Linked DNA regions of Homo sapiens: region 1 is linked to region 2. A link is a loop called in an ENCODE intact Hi-C map of the cell type or tissue named here. Cell type or tissue: Calu3. All regions are shown on one strand. Each heading gives the region's core, and the rest is flanking DNA. Links, peaks and the distances in the headings are about the cores only. Region 1 overlaps CAPRIN1 (cell cycle associated protein 1). Region 2 has its middle 55 kb from the start of CAPRIN1.

Region 1 (5,380 bases), core at 209-5,208, 79 kb before region 2:
GAGTTATTACTTTCAATTTTCTTAGCTTGTGTATTATTAATAGATACATAGTAGGGCCACTCCCCGATAGGTCACTGTGAAGAAAAATAAAACTTTGAGGACCATATTGTATCAAAAGCATTGGGAAATTAATCTTAATAAACTACCAACAACTCTTTAGATAATGAACACTTCATATGTTTTCCTTATTTCACTTCAGCGGCTCCTGGCTCAAAACTGTTTTCAAAAAGTTATAGATACAAATCAAATGTACATAAAAACACTAATTTGGGTATATTAGTACCTTCCCATTATAAAGATTAGTACCTTTCCATTGTAAAGATGTTACATTCCTAAGATGTGGGAACAAGATTAGGTAGAAAATAACCCCAAAACAAGCTATAAGCTTAAAGGTTTAATAACACCTTTGTTACTCTTCAACAATGCTCATGAAAATCTGATGAAGCTTGACCTAAAACTACTTTTTTAAGTTAACAAGCTTATACATATAGAACTTGCAGAACTAAAAGCAAAAGGGTAAACACATATTGTACAAAGAAATACAGACCAGAGTAAATGTTAACAAACCAAGAAAATTATTTCTTAAATGAAGAAAGGACAGACAAGGACTGGCACCCATTTCCTTAAAGCAAATATACTCTTCTAAATTTTGCCAATTAAAGCTCATACCATTTTGGTGATTAAAGCTTATAATCCAATCTGATTTCTTTTCAACCAATAGCTAAAAATGCATAAATACAGATACTTTCATTTTATGTTCAAAAATCTACCTTCCTAATGCAACCTTATAAATGGCAAAGATAAGAATCTATTCCCTGATTTCACAGAAGGCTAAAAACGTAAATTCCTATACTGAAGGAGTGAAACGTAAATGTCCCTTTTTAAAAAAATCAGTTCACAGTTGCATGTTTGAGAATAAGGAGCTCACAAAGAAAACTAGACCAAGTATCAGCATATTTTAAATACAGAAAAAAATTAACATCCTCAAATTAGCAGATGTCTAAGACAAACTAAAGAAAAACTAAGGCAATAACCATGAGCAGAATGTATGAAATGCAATAATTGTTTCACAAAACTTCAGCCATAAAACAAACAGTCCCTATCTATTACCAAAAGCTGTGGAAAGTCAATCTAATGTTAATCTGTCCACCTCAAACACAGTTAAGTTACATACAAGACCATGTGAAGTTAGGACTATCATATTCCCAGTTTTAGTTGTTTGTTGCTGGTGTTCTGATTTCCACATTACAGATTAAACATACAAAGAAACAAAAAAGAAATAAACCAAACAGTAAATAGCAGATGAATGCTATGTATACATTTCTAAATTTTATTCAATTAATATTAATTTTAAATAGGAAAACTAGCTGGGCGCAGTGGCTCACACCTGTAATCCCAGCACTCTGGGAGGCCCAGGCAGGTGAATCATTTGTGGTAAGGAGTTCGAGACCAGCCTGGCCTACATGGCGAAACCCTGTCTCTACTAAAAATACAAAAAATAGCCAGGCGTGGTGGCGCATGCCTGTAATCCCAGCTACTTGGGAGGATGAGGTGATAGAAATCACTTAAACCTGGGAGGCGGAGGTTGCTGTGAGCTGAGATCACACTACTACACTCCAACCTGGGCAACAGAGTAGACTCTGTCTCCAAAAAAAAAAAAAAACTAATTTTTTTCTTCCAAGTGAACTATAAACATAAGAAAATTAGTTTTTAAAGATTCCTAGTTATAAAATCAAAGTTATCACAGTGATACTCACAGGTGGTTCCACATACAGGTTTTTCCTTCCCTTCCAGCAGGTCCCACAGGTGAATGGAGGCATGTTCATACTGTTCATTCAACCTTTTAATAGTAAATAGCTAATTAATAACCTTTCAGTTGTCAACTTAAATACTCAGAAGTTTCTATTATCAAATACCACTAATACCTCAAGCTCATGTCCCGTTCAGGGTCTACTAGCTTATAGAATTCATCCAACAATGACAACTCCTCTTCGGACAATATTGGCACTCCATTCAAACCTTGTTTCAGGTCAGTCCGCACTTCATCATCTCCCAATTTGTCCAAAACATACTGTAGCTCAAGTACAGTTTTTAAACGTTTCTGTTCAGCTTCTTCTCTCATAAGCTGCTCCCGACGTGCTGTCTTCTTTATTGTTTTCTGAATCTGCAAAACAATATAAAAGTAAAACACCAAAATTAGTTATATAAAACTTAGTTCAATCCATTTCAGGTCCAGCTTAAATAAAACATGTTTTACTCAATGAGTGAGATATGACCTCAATACACAAAAGGATGATTCCTGACTTACAAATAGTTTTAAACATAATCTATTTTAAGCAATTGTTAAAAATTCAGAACAGCTCTTTCCCTAGAAGGTATTTTACTACTGAACTATTACTGATGAAACAATGTGTTTGGGGCTTGTTTGAAAATAATCTAGAGGGCAAAGGGAGCAAGGAAATGAATGTGGATTTATATGAAATACGATTGACCATGAGATGATAAATATACAAGCTGGGTACAGGTACAAAGAGTTTCATTGTATTGTTTTCTTTAGTTAGGTATATATATCTGAAGTTTTTCATTATGCATATAAAAAGTAAAAATTTAATGAATTTAGAAATTATACAGAAATGTAAAGGCCTAGGCCAATTAAAAAAGAAACCCAACCACAGCAACAATAAAAATCTTACCTCAATCTAGCTCCTCTATGGGCAAATGACCCAAAGTTCTAACTTTGAGTATCTACTAATGACTCACAAGGAAATGCCAAAAACCCACAAGGGCCCCTTTGTCCCAAATAATCCGCTGCCAGTCTCAGAAAGTTATTCCATCTTACTGAAAAGAGTGCCTAATTTGTTTTTATGAATAAGATGATGCTGGTGGAGAAAAATAGATAAAGCTAAGTATGAATGTATTTTTCCCACATTCCTTTTTTTCTTTCCTGGAAAGGCTGAAAGGAAAGCATCAGCCAAACTCAATTATTCCTCTCCCTCTCCCGTGTATCTAACATGAGGTTGGGAATAGAGGAAGGCTAGTCTTCTCAAAAGCCATGGTAGTGCTTTCCTTTCCACCTTTTCCCCCTTCTCAAGCCTCACTAGGATGAACCAAGACACAGAAAACCAAAATAGGGACATATGAAACCTATACTAAAGGGAAAAATGGGGAAGGAGACCTGGGAAGAATGATGAAGGCTGCAAGAACAAGACAAATCTATAATGGTAACAGAGTGTGCAGAATAAATATCTTAGCAATAAATGGCAAGTGATAGCTACAGTGAGCTGAGATCATGCTACTGCACTCCAGCCTGGGTGAAACAGTGAGACTGTCTCAAGAAAAAAAAAAAAGTCTTTTTTAAAAAAATAATTTAAAAAAAGTTTTTTGAGGCAAGGTCTATGTTTCCAAGGCTGGTCTTGGGTCTTGAACTCCTGGCCTCAAGCGATCCTCTCACCTCAGCCTCCTTAAAATACTAGGATTACAGGTATGAGCCACCATGACCAGCCAGGAAGGTGTTTTTTGTTTGTTTTTTGAGATGGAGTCTCACTCTGTTGCCCAGGAGTGCAGTGGCACGATCTTGGCTCACTGACACCTCTACTTCTCGAATTCAAGTAATTCTGCTGCCTCAGCCTCCTGGGATTACAGGTGTGTGCTGCCAAGCCCGGCTAATTTTTGTATTTTTAGCAGAGACAGGGTTTCACTATGTTGGCCAGGCTGGTCTCGAACTTCTGACCTCAGGTGATCCACCCACCTCGGCCTTCCAAAGTGCTGGGGTTACAGGCGTGAGCAACCACACCCTGCCCAGGAAGGTCTTTATAGGTAGGTGGAGGCAGGAAACACAGGAAGAGGGACAGGAATATGAAAGGAAGTTAACAAAGCAAAAGAAGATAAGAAAGAAAGCTATTCTGTATGAAATGAACAGTTCAAGAAGGAAAAAGGTGAAAAGGTAGGCTGGAGCCAGGCTAAAGAAGTTCTTGAATGCTAAACAAAAAGCATGTTTAATAATTGTGTACAGTATACCAAAGGATCAAAGATAAATAACAGCTCTGCTAATGAAGTTAAAGCTCAGAGAAAGGTCCTGAAAATACCAGTGTTACAAGAGAAGCAAAAAAGGATACAGGTATTTTCATTACACAGTGATAGTAACTTCCAAAATAGATGTTACATTAAACTGTATAGCAATCCTGCTTCTATTTTAAAAAAGCAAGAAAAAGAAATTGGGCAGGGTTCATTAAGCTAAGTGGAATAAATCTCTCCTTTGGTGCTATGGTCTGAATGCATCCCCCTAAAATTCAAGTGTTAGAAACTTAACCCTCCCAACGCAATAGTGTTGGGAGGGTGGGCCTTTTGGGAGCTATTTAGAATGAATTAATACTACTATAAAAAGAGCTTGCAGGAGTATGATCACTCTCTCTTGCCCTTAAGCCTTCTACCACCAGGTGAGGACACAGTAATGCAACAAGATGCTGGTACCTTGATCTTGGACTTCCCAGCATCCAGAAGTGTGAGAAACAAATTTCTGTTCTTTATATAAATTATCCGGTCTCAGGCATTCCATTATAGTAACACAAAGTTGACTAAGACACTAGGTACAAAATTAAATTACTTTTTTTGTTTTCAGCAAAGATTTTCCTTCCCTGATCAGATGTAATAAGTAATTCTAAGATTAAGTAATTGAAGCTAGGCACGTTGGCTCACACTGTAATCCCAACACTTTGGGAGGCTGAGGCAGGCCGATCATCTGAGGGGTCAGGAGTTTGAGACAAGCCTGGCTGACATGGTGAAACCCCATCCCTACTAAAAATTAGAAAATTAGACTGGCATGGTGGCGCAGGTCTGTAGTCCCAGTTACTCAGGAGGCGGAGGTTGCAGTGAGCTGAGACAGCGGCACTGCACTCCAGCCTGGGCGACAGAGCAAGACTCTGTCTCAAAACAAGACAAACAAACAAAAATGATTAAGTGCTTGAAATATATTAGTTATGCATCAAATACTGTTCTAAGCACAACCGTATGAGGTTATTATTACCACTTTACAGATTAGAAAACCGAGGCACTGTGATGGCCTCTGCCCATCAGCCCCCTTTCTATCCTATTGGATCTGTTTCTCTGGAAAACCTTGACTAATACAAGAACAGTGAAATTAAGTAACTCATCCATGGTCAAACTACAAAGTCAAGTCACAAAATTAGGATTCAACTGGGCAGTCTGTTTCTAGAATCTGATCTCTTAATCCCTACACTGCATTGTCTCATATAATAAACTTTTTTGTTTCAGCAAATTAGAGGCAACTTTACATAGTCACACATTACTTAACAAGGATACATTCTGAGAAATATGTCAGTAGGGAATTTCCTCATTGTGCAAACATGGAGTGTACTTACAC
Region 2 (5,380 bases), core at 264-5,263:
AAGAACAGGGGAAAAATGGCACAGATTACATCCACCAGGTAACAGATGAGAGAAAGAAGAATATAGTTCAAAAGTTAGCAAGTACCCATATAGTCTTCTGTAGACCCTGTAAAAGGATTATTGCAATCATATTGAGCACTCAACCTCCACCCCCCATTTGAAAAACAAATCATGATAAGATTTAGTGCAATTTAGATGGATTCAGGAAGAACCATTTGGACAACACATTCTTGGCTGGCACTGGAAGGAAAGAACCAGCCGGGCATGGAGGCTCACACTTGTAATCCCAGCACTTTGGGAGGCTGAGGCAGGCGGATCACTTGAGGTCAGGAGCTTGAGACCAGCCTGGCCAACATGTGAAACTCTGTCTCTACTAAAAATACAAAAATTAGCCAGGCGTGGTGGCTGGTGCCTGTAATCACAGCTACTCTGGAGGCTGAAGCTGGAGAATCGCTTGAACCCGTGAGGCGGAGCTTGCAGAGAGCCGAGATTGCACCACTGCACTCCAGCCTGGACAACAGAGCGAGACTCCGTCTCAAAAAAAAAAAAAAAAAAAAAAAAAAGAACCAGACCAAGGATGGAATAAGTGCTAAGTGTCTCCCTGTGTCAGGCCCTGTGCTAAGCACTTTACATGCATTATGTTAAATTTTCTCATTAGTCTTTTGAGGAAGGTTTTAATATCCTTTATTTGTAGGATATATTGAAGCTCAGAGACTTGAGATGACATCTAAATTCGCATAGCTAATAAGTGGAAGAGCTGGATTTGAACCAAGCTCGGCTTGGCCAGCAGTCCATATTGCTTTTAAATAAAATGATGTGTGTCGTTTAGCAGTTTAAAAGGTTAAAGGTGTGATTACAAGGTATTCATACTGGATCTGTTTCTTTCCCACCTCCCTGAGCCACTAGAAGAGGAATTGAGGACAGGTATTTTTTCCCCTGATTTCACTGTTCAGTTCTGCCAGACTCCATCTCCCCCTCCACTATATAGTTAACACCATTTTAAAAAGTTCTGCAGCCCCCTTTCACCAGGTCTCAGTTTTGTTTTTTGTTTGTTTGTTTGTTTGTTTTGAGATGGAGAATCTCGCTCTGTTGCCCAGGCTGGAGTGCAGTGGCACGATCTCGGCTCACTGCAACCTCCGCCTCCTGGATTCAAGTGATTTTCTTGCCTCAGCCTCCCAAGTAGCTGGGATTACAGGCGTGTGCCACTATGCCTGGCTAATTTTTGTATTTTTACTAGCAATGAGGTTTCACTATGTTGGCTAGGCTGGTCTCGAACTCCTGACCTTAAGTGATCCGCCCGCCTTGGCCTCCCAAAGAGCTGGGATTACAGGCATGAGTCACCACACTCGGCCTCACCAGGTCTCAGTCTTGAACCTCTTGCCCTAACCCATTTCAAAGGCTGTGGACTGATCTGAACTTCAACTTCTCCCTGCCCTGCCACCCCCATACTCTCAGGTTGCTATCTTCACTGCTTTTCTCCAGTTTCTTATCCCTCTCTGCTCCCCTGGACAGCCTGCGTTCCAGGCACAGCTTTCCTGGCTAAGGGCATGATTCCTATCTCCTCCGTGGCTGTCTTGCCAGGGCCCCTTAGGCCACTCTGACTCCACTTCATTCCCCTCCCCCTCCCATCCTAATGCCATACAGTCTCCACCCCTCCTCCTTTCAGTTTCTGGCATTGACGAGTGGGAAATGCACTAAGCAGCTTCTATGTGCCAGGCACTAATCCACACATTTGCACCAGGGATGCAAATATGAACAAGTAGATCATTCTGTAATGAAGGAGGCCAACAGAGTTCTGAAACAATGAGACAAGTGTTCAAATACAGGCATGCACGGGATGTCCATGTCATGATAACAGTGAGATAGTCTCTTCTGATGCCAAAGTGGAGACTGGTGGAGCCTTCCCAGATAAGGTGAAGACTTACCTGAATCTAGGAGAATGAGTAGGAGTTTCCATAATTTCCCACCAGCTGGGTTGCTATGGTTATAGCTATAGTAGGCAACTGAAATTTAAGGAGTAGGGGTAGCAGGAGAGGTGAGAAAGTAAAAGGGAGGGTACTTTAGGACTTTTCATTTCCTCTGCACAATCCTTTAAGGTTAAGGAAAAAAATCATATTCCGGACTAGAGTTTCATTCTTCTGCTAACAGGGAGAAATTCCTTCTCTTCTTTCCATTTTGCAAAAATAAAATAGTGAGGGGGAGAGGAAGTTGTTACGTGAATAATTACCTTTCCCGTAATAACTACTCATTTTTAAAGGTGGTTACCGCGTGTTAGAGACGGCGCTGTGTGCTCTTACTGGATACAACGTTCTCAGTCTGTTCTGGAACTGCATTGTTTGGGGTTCCACCTGCTGGTAAGAGCTGGAAGTTCAGAAGTTCAATCACCCTGTCCGCGGGGCTCCATCCTCCTTGCCTTTAGGTGTCCTAGGGCCGAAGAGCCCTGACAGGTGTCTCGAGGTGAAGCTCAGACTGTTTGGACCTATTTCAGTGGGTTGACTGCAGCGAAGGGCCTGAGTGCTGCAGAAGCTGGCCGTGGCGTGGCGGGCAGTGGCCAAATCCAGGCCCCGGTTCTCTGCTACTGGAGCAACCATTGTTGCTAGAGTGGAATCTGCCGCAGATGGGGGTAGGGAGATCCGAGGATGGGTTGCAATTCCCTTGGGGTTACGCTCACGGAGGCAGCTCACAGCCCAAACGTCCAAGGTTTATATTTAATTCCTTCATGCAGCTCCAGGTGGGGAGAAACAGCAGATCCGGTGCGGATGTGCACCCCAACCCTTCAACTGAGAAGGAGCCAGAGCAAAGTGCAGAGGTGGGGCCTCAGCTCCCCAGTTCAGGGAAAGGGGATGCCTGTGCTCTGCAGAGGCCTCTTGTCATTGCTAAGCCGAGACTCCAGGGTTTGATTACTAATGTAATAAGCTTATTTTGCAAATTCAAGGTCTTAAGAGATAGACCAGAGCCAATTCCAGCATCCAGGACTTAAAGAACACAAAATCACCATCTACACTCTTCCTCTGGTTTATTGCCAAGGATGGCCACATGGTCTGTATCTCTTTACCCACTTGGACTTGTTTGTTGCCTTCTCCTGTCTCTGGATTCTTTCTGGGTTGCCCACATTCGCCTCAATATATCTAACTCCAAATCCCAGGGAGAAGGTTTGAGACTGGGGAAAGGGGTTAGTTGTCCTCACCCGAAGATCCCTGGGCTCACTCTGCAAACTTGCCCCTAACTCCCTACTGAAGGGAACCTCCTTCACTCAGTTAAGCGTCAGGCCCCTAGATGTTTCCTTGGTGTTCCTTGGTGGACAGGTCTATGCGACTTCATCCCCCAAAGTCCAAAGAAACTTGGAGAGGCTGAAGAAAGAGGCTGACAAATCCAGTTCCTTAGAAAGAAACATTTAGGGCTGGGCATGGTGGCTCACGCCTGTAATTCCAGCACTTTGGGAGGCTGATGCAGGCGGATCACCTGATGTCAGGATTTCAAGACCAGACTGACCAACACGTTGAAACCCCATCTCTACCAAAAATACAAAAATTAGTGGGCCATGGTGGTGCGCACCTGTAATCCCAGCTACTTGGGAGACTGAGGCAGGAGAATCGCTTGAACTCGGGAGGCAGAGGTAGCAGTGAGCCGAGATCGTGCCACTGCACTCCAGCCTGGACCACAGAGTGAGACTCTGTCTCAAAAAAAGAAAAAAAAAAAAAAAGAAATATTTAGTAGGGACTTGCCAACAGAAGCCATGTCTGTGTCTTGGGTGTCGGTTAGACAAAATGGTGGATCCCTGGGTCATCACCCTCCAGACCCAGGGCTTATGTACTCAGGGAAAGGGTGTTCGTGCTTCAGAAAAGATATGTAGGACAAATGAAGTACAATAACATCAAGGTTGTTTTTTAAAATAGTTAATAATAATCCATTTTATATTTCAAAAGAGCTAGAAGATTTGAAATGTTCCCAATACAAAGAAATGATACATTTCAAGGTGATAGATATGCTAAATACCCTGATTTGATCATTACACATTGCATGCATGTAGCAAAACATCACATGTAACCCATAAATATGTACAAATGTCATGTATCAATACAAGAACAATTAGGAAGCAAAATCAAGATTGTTAGATATTTTCATATTACATCTTAAGAGAAGAACTCTTTGAAATGACAGTGTCTCCTTTTTTTCAATTCTTGTAATACATTCAAAATTACTAGGCCAATTTAAGAAAACCTCATAGTCAAATTCACATTTTATTTTCTGGCTATTTCAGGCAAAAGAGAGGTTTGATTTAACTTAGCCACATGATTTACTCATGAATCAACAAAGTTGTTTTGACCTAAGGGCAGGATTTATAGTAAGTAGATGCTCTCACACAAAGAACAATAGATAAACAATATTTTAGAGATGTTCCTGGAACTGGAGTTAATCAGAAGTCAACATGGTGCAACATGGAGTCAACTCCAGGACGGCATTGCTTTGGCCTCCACATTTAAGGAAGGAAGACTCTAAAGATATCTTCAGGTCAGGCGCAGTGGCTCATGCCTGTAATCCCAGCAATTTGAGAGGCTGAGGCAGGCAGATCACTTGAGGTCAGAAGTTCGAGACCACCAACATGGTGAAACCCCGTGTCTACTAAAAATACAAAAATTAGCTGGGCGTGGTGGCACGTGCCTGTAGTCTCAACTACTCGGGAGGCTGAGGCAAGAGAATGGCTTGAACCTGGGAGGTGGAGGTTGCAGTGAGTTGAGATTGCGCCACTGCACTCCAGCCTGGGTGATGGAGTGAGCAAAAAAATACAAAATAATAATAATAAAAAAGATATATTTAAAGGTAATCTACAGGCCGGGTGAGGTGGCTCATGCCTGTAATCTCAGCACTTTGGGAGGCCCAGGTGGGCAGATCACTTGAGCTTGGGAGTTCTAGACCAGGCTGGGCAACAGGGCAAGACTCCTGTCTCTACAAAAAATACAAAAATTAGCTGGATATGGTGGCACGCACCTGTAATCCCAGCTACTCAGGAGGCTGAAGCAAGAGGAGCACCTGAGCCTGGCAGGTGAAGGTTGCAGTGAGTCAAGATAGAGCCACTGTACTCCAGCCTGGGTGACACAGTGAGACCCTGTCTCAAAACAAGAACAAAGGTAATCTATATTAAACTGCTGGCAGCTTCTTTTGCTGAATAAGAAAGAAAAAAAAATTTGTTACACACAGATTATCTCATATAATCTTCACAGTAATTCTGTGAAGTAGGCATTATTGTTATTCTCATATAGTTAAGAATACTAAGGCTTAGTGGCACAAAGTAATTGCCCAAGTTTTCAGTGGTCCATAGCAGAGAAGCAAATCAAAATAAGTTCTGTTGGACTGAAAACTCTCACACATGCTGCCTCAC

Evidence for each region. Hi-C counts contacts between places; a loop is a spot of excess contacts. Peaks named below come from ENCODE experiments on the same cell type or tissue, not always from the same donor. Only the 100,000 strongest peaks of a DNase experiment are listed, where the experiment ranks them.
Region 1: it touches region 2 in a loop (5-fold over the local background); 19 of 110 quality-filtered maps call a loop at or near these places.

What each region holds. Positions count from the first base shown.
Region 1 is chr11:34,073,020-34,078,399 of GRCh38, reverse strand. CAPRIN1 (cell cycle associated protein 1) reads right to left here. Exons shown (of 19, transcript NM_005898.5): 5 at 1,926-2,164; 6 at 1,758-1,840. Among named protein-coding and RNA genes, the nearest start is that of CAPRIN1, 24 kb to the right of the region's middle. In Calu3, for the core only: no CTCF peak of the experiment used is centred there; a DNase peak (open chromatin) is centred at 2,789.
Region 2 is chr11:33,994,146-33,999,525 of GRCh38, reverse strand. No RefSeq gene overlaps it. Among named protein-coding and RNA genes, the nearest start is that of CAPRIN1, 55 kb to the left of the region's middle. RefSeq lists enhancers at 2,062-2,562, 2,563-3,063. In Calu3, for the core only: a CTCF peak has its summit at 2,348 (motif pointing left); a DNase peak (open chromatin) is centred at 2,355.